2 separate regions of the Mus musculus genome follow, and region 1 is linked to region 2. A link is a loop called in an ENCODE intact Hi-C map of the cell type or tissue named here. Cell type or tissue: left cerebral cortex. All regions are shown on one strand. Each heading gives the region's core, and the rest is flanking DNA. Links, peaks and the distances in the headings are about the cores only.

Region 1 (5,372 bases), core at 188-5,187, 57 kb after region 2:
GATCCCACAATGTACACACAAACAGTTCAGTCCTGTGAAACTTTATAAAGAATAAAAATGTCCAATAGTGAATATTTAATGAGAGCCAAATATGCTTTAGATTGGAAAAGTTTGATGAAGCATGTTATAAAACTGTACAAGTGAGTCCCCTGTTGCTCTGAGACTGGACTTGAGATTATTTGGCCTCAGCCTCCTGGGTGCTGAGATTACCTGTGTGGGTCATCTAGCTTCTCTCCCTCCTCCTCCTCCTCTCCCTCCTCCTCCTCCTCCTCTTCTTCCTCCTCCTCTAATTTTTTTTAAAGGGAATCCATATAACTAACTGCAGGGATCTACAGATCTGCTCTAAGACTTTCCTGGTTGGGGCTGGGAACACAGCTCACTTGACAGAGTGTAGCTCAAGGCCATCCTTTACTACATTAGTAAGACCAGTTGGGAATTCATGAAAACTGTCTCAAAAAAACCAATAAAATAAATACATATTTTAAATCCATTTTGCCTTCTCCCAAATTTCTTTTCTTTTTCTTTTTAAATCTATTTTTGTAGCAACTCTGTTCAATAGAAAAAAAAATATGATACACAGAATTTTAAGTGTTATAGAAACCGTATTAAGGAGTTAAAAAGAAAACAGGGTTGGGTGTGGTAGCAGGGGCAGATGAACCTCTGTGAGTTCCAGACTAGCCAGGGCTGATAAGATCTTGTCCCGACCACAACAAAAAAACTGGAAACGAAAACAGAAAAAAATCTTAATAAAATTTCATTTAACCAGATATATTCTTTACGATGTACAACTAATATAAAAAATTAATAAAATCTGTACATTTTAAAATTACTGACTGTACAGTACTCAACCATCCAATATGATGTCCACTGTTTTACATTAATGGACTTCTTACATGTGTGCTCAAGCATGCTACATGTTTACATTTTCAGAACATTTCAATTAGGGCCACCAACATTTATCCACCTAATTAGTATATGTGGCTCCTGGCTTCCACCCTGGAGAAGACAGTTCTAGAAAGCAGCTAGCGTTTATTGAGGGTTTACTCTGCGCTGAGTACTGGCCAGAGGTTACCATGTGGAGACTGTAACCCATTTAGTTTCACAATCACTCCAAGAGGCTGTGCCTGTCATTGTCTTAAGCAAGTATCCCTCTTACAAGGAAGTGCTCATGAAAGTTCCGGAGGTTTGCAAACCACTTTTCTGCTGGGATTGGGTAGAAGTGACTGTGAGGATGTGGGAAGAGAGGCAGTGAGAGAACTTGCCAGAGACTAAAGAATTCAGAAAGTTGTAGGGTCAGCTGGGTGTGATGACACATTCTTAAAATCCCAGTTCCTGGAAAGAGAAAGGCAGGAGATTCACTTTGAATTTTGGGGCAGCCTGGTTTAAATAGTGAGTTCAAGGTCTCTGGAGTAAGACCTTACCTGTTTCAGAAAGAAAAAATGATGGTGGGTGATTAAGAAGAAAAGTCAAGAGACAGAGGGAAACATGATAGAAAAATATTTTGAAGGGTGGGAGACATGAACAGGAAGTCAGTTGGAGAAGAAATGAAGAAATGAAAACTAGAAGAGAGAGGGGACAGGTGAGGATACTACATGGAGTTTCGCTCATAGCCAAGGCTCTGATGGAGAAATTACCTGGCCTGGCTAGATACTGCACAACCACCTGAAGCTAAAGGGAAGTCTTGAAGATGCTCCCTTAGTGCATCCCAACAAAGAGGGTAGCTGCTTCCCAGGTGGTTTTTCTCCAGGGCTTCTATGGAATGGGTGTTGTCCCTGGGCAGTATCTGTTATTGATTGAATTTCTGCAGAATTCCCATAGAACCTTTGTCACTTACAAGCTATGCACTGGAGGCAGGATGCTTGAACAAGTCTCATGGTCCAGTACACAGAGTCTGCATTTGGTCCATGCCATCTCAGAGACTGAGGAGAGAGAAACAGACAGAATGGTCCAGATGGTTCAGGTTGGATCAGCAGAGTAGGTGCCAGGATCTCTGAAGAAATCGAGGGAAAAGGCTGGACAGATGTGGGATGAGCTGGCACAGCCAGGCAGATGTGTGGAGTGTAGGAGCTCTTACTGTGTGTGATGGGCCTCCCTCTCCTGCAGAGCCCAACAGTTTGGATGGGAAGGGAGACCACAGGATGATAAAGTGGGCAGCAGGCTGAAGGTGAAAGGTGTGTGTGTGGCGGGGGTGGGGTGGGGGGTATTTTGGTAAAGGATGGTGGTAGAAGGAGAGGTGTGCATGCTGTGGGGGCGAGGGCAGAGCAGGGTGGAGGGCAGGAAGAGAGAACTGGGTGAAGGTCAGAACTTCCATGCAGAATCCAGTAAGGGATGGAAGCCTTGGCTACTTCTCCAGCTGCTGCAGGGGAGTAGCTAGGAAGAGGAGGCCCTAAGGGGAGCAGAGGTCAGGAAACCAGGCAGGTATCAATGCCTGCAGCCTGACAGGAGGGGATTAGGGAATTCTGGAGAGGAATAGGGAGGAAGGCGCGTGGGTGGAGGACTGCCTAGGAGCAGTGATGAGCCGAGCAGGTTCTTTAGATGCGAGACTGGGATGGTGGAGACAGTGCAGCTTCCCAGCTGATCGCCTCCTTTAAGGGGTTCTTAGCTACTGCCCGGGCTAGACACGAGGGGAGAAGGAGGAGCCTGAGGATGACCTGTGGGACTCAGAGCACACAGACCAGAAAGGGGGCCTGTTCTGTCTCCCCCATAGAGCCCAACACTTGGTTGTCCCCAGAGCTTAAGCCTAGACAGTTTTACTCAATGGAAACTCCGTTTCTGCCCAGACCTTGCTCCAAGGAGACCTTCTTCTGATGCCCACCTCTGCCACTTTAGTGATCAACACCCCCACCCCGCCCTGCCATCCAGTATGTGGCAAAGGAAAAGAGGGAAAGATTGATCCTTATGTGGACAGAGGAAGCAGGAGTTGAAAAGGGACGATCTGAGTCAGGTATCGGGTTGGGGGAGTTGGCAAAGCATCATAAGAAGTTGCAGAGATCCGGAGAAGGCAGGGTGAGACAGGGTGAGTAGCGCGAATCTGGTAAAGAGTGGGAAACCCAAGTATCTGGTCCTGGGTCACCCAGGACGGGAAGGGCTGCAAGGTGCGGTCCTCTTTCAGCCCCCTCTCGCCGCCTCCTCCCCATCTCGCCCACGGGGGTCGGAATGGTACAGGCTTGCGGGGGCTTTTCGGAGCAGTGGAGTGGAAAATAGACTTTAACCCGCTTTGTAGCAGCGAGGGCGCCCCGAGCGCTTCTCCAGACCAAGGCTCCGGGCATTTCGGCGGGCCGCTGCAAGACCTGGCCTGGAGTCCCCATAGTTGTAGGGGGTGTAGACCCCACTGCCCTTCGGGGTTCTGGAGGCCCAGCTAGGAGGTAAGCGTTTGGGTTTTGCTGTGGCCAGTTGGACTCACCAGGGCAGCGTCAAAAAAGGAAAATTATCTTCGCCCTCCTCCTCTCCCGCCATATGCGACCAAGGACTGACTGGGTCTGGACCTCCTAACCAAGAGACCCCTTAGGCCACAGTACCCTGGAAGGTTGGGGTAGATAGATTACAGAGTACAGGTTCTAATGGTCAACCGCCTTCTTGCCCTCCGGACTTAGTGCCTGCATTGGAAACTAACTTGAGCAGATTGGGACACTGGCCCGCGGTCGCAGGTCGCAGGTCACACGTCCAAGAAGCTAGGATGCCACTCCCCTCCCCCCAAGGACCACTGGCCTGTCCTCTGGAGAACCACGCGAACAGCAAGGCCAGCTCCAATTTAGAATGCAGTGACCCAAAGACCCCATTTTGGCCTTGTCGTCCAATACTGACGCCCAAGGAAAGGAAATCACTCTGAGCTTAAGCCCCGTGGTCCAGTGGGAGATGGTCGCAGCGCGAGGGAGGGAGGGGGAAGGCTGGCAAAACCGCTGCATTGGAACCCTTGCGAACTGCCGCGGGAGAGCTGCGGAGTGATGGGTTATGTCGCTCCTCCCCGGACAGTGCGAACCTGGCCCCTGAGAAAAGAATGCATATCCTGTTTGAAGCACTGTTCCCCAAATCCATAAAAATGTGAAATTTCAGAAACATAACCGCAGCTTCAGAAAACAGCTCCGGAGGCTGATGGTGGGTGAGGGGAGAGCTCTCTTAGGTTAGGCGAACGTAGACCAGGTTCTCTGGAGAATCTAGGCTGGACCCCAAACACCCATCCTAAGCTTGTATCCAAGTTCTCTAAGAACTGAAACGACATCCCAGGGCGAAGGGAGGGGGTTCAACTGAGGTACGTGCTTGAAGAGGGTTTGGTATATTTCCTCAAGCCCAGGCTTTGTAGATGTCCCCCTCAGAGCAGAGTGTGGCGGAGGCTAAAGGACCAAGTCAGAAAATCAAGATGCAGAGTGGAGGGTAGGAGGAGGACACTAGATCAAGCACCAATGCTCCAGTCCGGCTTTTGCCTCCGACTGGGGACCGTATTCCCCCACCCGCCATCCATCGCCCCGCCCCGCCCCGCCCCCCACCTTGGGGCAGGTGAGCGGTGGCCAATGGGGGAGCGCGGGGCAGGTGCCCGCTAACTCTCTCCTCGCAGAGCTGCAGCCCAGGCCTGGCCCGGCAGAGCTAGAAAGATCACGGGCGGTGGTCGGTCACAGCTTGATTAGTAAGGGAGAGATCCAGGAGGACCGCTGAAGCGGCTCTCAGTAGCACAGGCAGCCCGCGCCCGGGCGTTTGAGAGGAGCTGCCTGCTGGGCCGCGGGGACCACGCTCCAGGCGGTGCGCAGTGGCCCAACTCGGTGTTAGGGCTCTCGCACGCCCCTCGCCGCCCCGCTCCTGGCTGGTCCGCAAGGGCCGAGCGCGGGCGGGTGGGCGGGCGGGGGAGGTGAAGGGTGCGGGCGTGAGTGCATGTGCCAGGCTTGGTGCACACCCCGCACGGCGGCAGCGCCGGGGCACCGAGCGTTCCCCAGAGCCCCGCTACCTCACTCCGCTTCGGCGGCCGCGACGATGTTCCAGCCCGCGGCTAAGCGGGGTTTCACCATAGAGTCCTTGGTGGCCAAGGATGGTGGCACCGGCGGGAGTCCTGGCAGCGGGGGCGCGGGCTCCCATCCACTGGCTGTGGCCGCATCAGAGGAACCGCTCAGGCCCACGGCGCTCAACTATCCTCACCCCAGTGCGGCCGAGACGGCCTTCGTGAGTGGCTTCCCTGCCGCTGCCGCTGCGGGCGCCGGCCGCTCGCTCTATGGAGGGCCGGAGCTGGTGTTCCCAGAGGCCATGAACCACCCGGCTCTGACGGTGCACCCGGCACACCAGCTGGGCTCCTCCTCGCTGCAACCCCCTCACTCTTTCTTCAGCGCCCAGCATCGGGACCCTCTCCACTTCTACCCCTGGGTGCTTCGGAATCGCTTCTTTGGCCA
Region 2 (5,372 bases), core at 73-5,072:
TAGTGTGAACCGTAGTTGATCCCCTCCCTTCGTCCTGGGATGTCTCAGTTCTTAGAGAACTTGGATCCAAGTTTAGGAAGGCTGTTTGGAGTCCAGCCTAGATTCTCCAGAGAATCTGGTCGGCGTTCACCTAACCTAAGGGTGCCTGCTACTCCACCTTTTGCCTCTGGAATCCCATTCTGAAGCTGAGGTGCTGTTCCTGAAATTTCGCGTTTAATGGATATTTAGGGGAACACTGCTTCAAACAGGATGTGCATTCTTTTCCCAGGGGCCAGGTTTGCACTGGGAAGGAGCCACAGAACCTAGCTCTCCACAGCGCTCCCTCAGCATTTCATGGTGCTCCAATGCAGCAGGTCTGCCAGGTCCCCTCTCCTCCCGCTGCAATAGTCGATGACAAGGCCAAAATAGGGTCTTTGGGTCACTGTTTCCTAAATTGGAGCTGTCCTTGTTGTACACGTGGCTCTTAAGAGGACAGGCCAGTGGTCCATGGCTGGCAGAGGCAACCTGGCCTCTTGGACATGCGACCTGGGAACAAACAGGTCGACCCTCCTGCTACCTAGAACTGTAGGGCATTTCCCCAATCTGCTCAGGTTTCTTTTGCAGGCATTAAGGGGAGAAAAGGGCTGTTGACAGTAGAACTTATACTCTGCAAATTTTCTACCCCAACCTTCCAGGGTGCTGGGGCTAAGAGGGCTCTGAGTTAGGGGGTCCTGACCCAGTAAGTCCTTGTTCGCCCATGACAGGGAGGAGACATAGAAGAATTCTGCTTTCTAGTCGCTGTCCCGTAAGTGATTCCGACTAACCAGAGCACATCCCGGAGTGCTCACTTCAGAGCTGGGCCCCCTGAACCCTGAAGGGCAGTGGAGTCTACATCCTTTACAACTCTGAGGACTCCAGGCCAGGTCCTGGCAGCAGCCCGTGGGAATGCTGGGAGCCTTGAACCCTCAGAGCTCTGGGAGCCCTAGCAGGTACAAAGATGGTTCAAGTCTAATTTTCCATTCAACTGCTCTGAAGAGTCCCCACCTACCCCCAACCCCCACCCGGCAAGCAGGTGCCATTCTGGGGACCCTTGGGCGAGGTAGGGAAGAGGTGGCAAGAGGAGGCTGAAAGGGGACCACACCTTCCAGCCCTTCTCATTCTGGACTACCTAGGGCTGGCCCCTGGGCTTCCCACTTTCTACCTGATCAGCACTCTGTGCCCTGTCTCTGGATGTCTGCTGCCCCTGTGAAACTTTCCCCACTCCCGAACCCTGTAGCTGTCTCTGACTGTCTCCTTTTACTTACTGCTGCCTCTGACCACATGAGGATGAATCCTCTCTTTTCCTTGGCTACATCCTGCGTGGTGGGGGCTAGGTCACTAAAGTGGCAGAGGTGGGAATCAGAAGAAGGTCTCCTTGGAGCAAGGTCTGGGCAGAAACGGAGTTTCCATTAAGTAAAACTGTCTAGGCTTAAGCTCTGGGGACAACCAAGTGTTGGGCTCTATGGGGGAGACAGAACAGGCCCCCTTGCTGGTCTGTGTGCTCTGAGTCCCACAGGTCATCCTCAGGCTCCTCCTTCTCCCCTCGTGTCTAGCCCGGGCAGTAGCTAAGAACCCCTTAAAGGAGGCGATCAGCTGGGAAGCCGGACTGTCTCCTCCTTCTCCCCTCGTGTCTAGCCCGGGCAGTAGCTAAGAACCCCTTAAAGGAGGCAATCAGCTGGGAAGCCGGACTGTCTCCACCATCCCAGTCTCGCATCTAAAGAACCTGCTCGGCTCCTGACTGCTCCTAGGCAGCTCTCCACCCATGCGCCTTCCTCCCTATTCCTCTCCAGAATTCCCTAGACCCCTCCTGTCAGGCTGCAGGCATTGATACCTGCCTGGTTTCCTGACCTCTGCTCCCCTTAGGGCCTCCTCTTCCTAGCTACTCCCCTGCAGCAGCTGGAGAAGTAGCCAAGGCTTCCATCCCTTACTGGATTCTGCATGGAAGTTCTGACCTTCACCCAGTTCTCTCTTCCTGCCCTCCACCCTGCTCTGCCCTCGCCCCCACAGCATGCACACCTCTCCTTCTACCACCATCCTTTACCAAAATACCCCCCACCCCACCCCCGCCACACACACACCTTTCACCTTCAGCCTGCTGCCCACTTTATCATCCTGTGGTTTCCCTTCCCATCCAAACTGTTGGGCTCTGCAGGAGAGGGAGGCCCATCACACACAGTAAGAGCTCCTACACTCCACACATCTGCCTGGCTGTGCCAGCTCATCCCACATCTGTCCAGCCTTTTCCCTCGATTTCTTCAGAGATCCTGGCACCTACTCTGCTGATCCAACCTGAACCATCTGGACCATTCTGTCTGTTTCTCTCCCCTCAGTCTCTGAGATGGCATGGACCAAATGCAGACTCTGTGTACTGGACCATGAGACTTGATCAAGCACCTTGACACACTCTCTCTCTCTCTCTCTCTCTCTCTCTCTCTCTCTCTCCCTCTCCCTCCCTTTCTCTCTCTCTCTCCCCCAAGTTTTCGTCTCCCCATTTCTTCATTTCTTCTCCAGCCAAACTCCCCTTCATGTCTCCCACTCTTTCAGAGATTTCCCTGTGATGTTTCCCTCTGTCGCTTGACTTTTCTTCTTGATCACCCACCATCATTTTTTCTCCTTGAAACAAGCAAGATCTCACTCCAGAGACCTGGAACTCACAGGCTGCCCCCAAACTCAAAATAAATCTCCTGCCTCTGTCTCCAGGTAACTGGGATTTTAAGTATGTGTGGCCAAACCAGCTGACCCTCCAACTTTCTGAATAATTTAGTCTCTGGCCAATTCTACCACTTCCTCTCTCCCCACATCCTCACAGTCAGACTTCTACCCAATCCCAGCAGAAAAGTGGTTTACAAACCTCTCAAACTTTCATGAGCATATTCTTGCAAGGGCAATATGTGTTTAAGAAAATGACAGGCTGGAGAGATGGCTCAGCAGTAAAGAGCACTGACTGCTCTTCCAGAGGTCCTGAGTTCAAGTCCCAGCAACCACATGGTGGCTCACAACCACCCATAATGAGAGATCTGATGCCCTCTTCTAGAGTGTCTGAAGACAGCTACAGTGTACTTACATATAATAAATAAATAAATCTTTTTAGAAAAAGAAAATGACAGGCATAGCTTCTTGGAGTTATTGTAATACTAAGTGGGTTACAGTCTCCACATGGTAACCTCTGGGCAGTGCTCAGTACATAGTAAACCTTCAATAAATGCTAGCTGCTTTCTAGGACTATCTTCTCTAATGTGGAATCCAGTAGTCACATATACTAATTAGGTGAATTTGGTGGCCAAAATTGAAATGTTCTGAAAATGAAAATATGTACCATACTTGAACACACAGCCAAGAAGTCCATCAATGTAAAATAATATACATCATATTGGGCGATGTATATTAAACAGTAATTTTGAAATATAAAATATCTCAATATTTTCTATATTAGTTGTGCATTAAAATGAACATATCTGGTTAAGTGAAATTTACTAAGTTTTTTTCCTGTTTTCTTTTCAACCTTTTTTGTTGTTGTTGGGGTAGGATCTTATGCAGCCCTGGCTAGTCTGGAACTCAGAGGTTCATCTGCCTCTTCTACCACATCCAGCTCTGTTTTCTTTTTAAATATTCAATTCAGCTTTTATAACACTTAAAGTTCTGTGTGTCATATTACATTTCTAGAGAACGGAGTTGCTACGGAGAATAGATTTTAAAATAAAAAGTAAAGAAACTTGGGAGAAGGGAAAATGAATTTACATTATTTATTTTTATTTTATGAGGCAAGTTCTCATGAATTCCATATTAGCCTTACTAATGTAGTAAAGGATGGCCTTGAGCTACACTCTGTCAAGCGAACTGTGTTCCCAGTCCCAACCAGGAAAGTCTTAGAGCAGATCTGTAGATCCCTGCAGTTAGTTATATGGGTTCCCTTAAAAAAATTAGAAGAGGAAGAGGAAGAGGAGGAAGTGGAAGAGGAAGAAGAGGAGGAAGAGGAGGAAGAGCTAGATGACCCACACATGTAATCTCAGCATCCAGCAGGCTGGGGCAAGATAATCTCAACTTCAAGTCCAGTCTCAGAAGGAAAGGAGACTCACTTGTACTTGTACAGTTTTATAACATTCTTCCTTAAACTTTTCTATCAATCAAAAGCATAGTTGACTCTCATTAAATATTCACTACTGGAATTTTTATTCTTTATAAAGTTTCATTGAACTATTTGTGTGTGCATTGTGGGATGGCACCCCTGCATGTGTCTGTGCCTCTGCCTCTGTGTGTGTGTGTGTGTGTGTGTTGAGGATGGAACCCAAGGCCTTATGCATGCTAGGTTAAGTATTCTACAACTGAGCTGTACTGCTGCCTCTTACTCAGGCCCCTAGCTATATCATATTGCACGTCCATCTTTTCTATGTAAATTTCCAGAAGTGTATTTTCAGTCATAGTTGTCTTAGGACTCTGCAGCCTCAAACACTTGCAAGTGCCCTGTCTTTCAAAAATCCTTAGAAATCCCCTTCCCTCGTCTTCCAAAAGGGCCCGAGTGTGAGTCCACTGCCCTGAGTGCGGCTCCTTCATGGTGTCCATCACAGTAGATGTCCATCACTGTGTCCTTTTCCTTAGTCTAATTCTCTTTTCAGCCCACTCAGTCATTCTACTATCATCTTATCTACCTTGTAGTCACCCATGTTTGAATGTGCACACCAGTACTGCATTTGTGTGGAGGCCAGAGGTCAGTCTTGGATGCCTTTCTCAGTTACTCTTCACTGTATTGTGTGTGTGTGTGTGTGTGTGTGTGTGTGTGTGTGTGTGTGTGTATGTTTGATCTCTGTGTAACAGTCCTGGCTGTCCTAGAAGTTGCTCTGTACAGCAGGCTGTCCTCAAACTCACAGAGGTCTCTTTGCCTCTATTGGAATCAAAGGTGTGCACCACCATGCCTGAACTGTAGTTTGTTTTGTTTTATTTAAGACATAGCCTTACTCTGTAAGCCTCGCTGGTCTGGAATTTGCTCTGCAGACAAAGCTTCAAACTCACTGAGATCTGTCTGGCCCCTGACTTTCAAGTGCTGGAGTGAGGCCTTGCCATCACTTTATTGTTTGATTCAGGGTCTTTCTGAACTTAGTGTTCACTGATTTTTCTAGACTGGTTTGGCCAGCAAACCCTGGGGACCTTCCTATCTCTATTTCCCTAGTTTTGATCGTTTTCAATGTCAATTTGCCACAATGAAAAAAAAATCCCTTGAGAGCCTCAATTCAGAAATCCTCTAAACAAGGTTGAGCTCTCTGTGGGAATTGTCTTGACTGTTAAGTGTTGGAGAAATCTCTGTGGGCACAGATGGCTGGAGGTGACTAGGGGGGCCCTGGGGCCTCCTAAGAAGAGTC

Evidence for each region. A loop is a pair of places that touch in the nucleus more often than their neighbours do. Peaks named below come from ENCODE experiments on the same cell type or tissue, not always from the same donor. Only the 100,000 strongest peaks of a DNase experiment are listed, where the experiment ranks them.
Region 1: it touches region 2 in a loop (13-fold over the local background); 4 of 42 quality-filtered maps call a loop at or near these places.

Annotation. Positions count from the first base shown.
Region 1 is chr6:85,182,981-85,188,352 of GRCm38, forward strand. Emx1 (empty spiracles homeobox 1) reads left to right here and starts at 4,951. Exons shown (of 3, transcript NM_010131.2): 1 at 4,951-5,372. The coding sequence starts at 4,963. In left cerebral cortex, for the core only: no CTCF peak of the experiment used is centred there; DNase peaks (open chromatin) are centred at 3,031, 3,215, 4,489 and 4,947; H3K4me3 peaks cover 2,186 bases; H3K27ac peaks cover 704 bases.
Region 2 is chr6:85,126,426-85,131,797 of GRCm38, forward strand. No RefSeq gene overlaps it. Among named protein-coding and RNA genes, the nearest start is that of Gm5878, 3.0 kb to the left of the region's middle. In left cerebral cortex, for the core only: no CTCF peak of the experiment used is centred there; no DNase peak of the experiment used is centred there.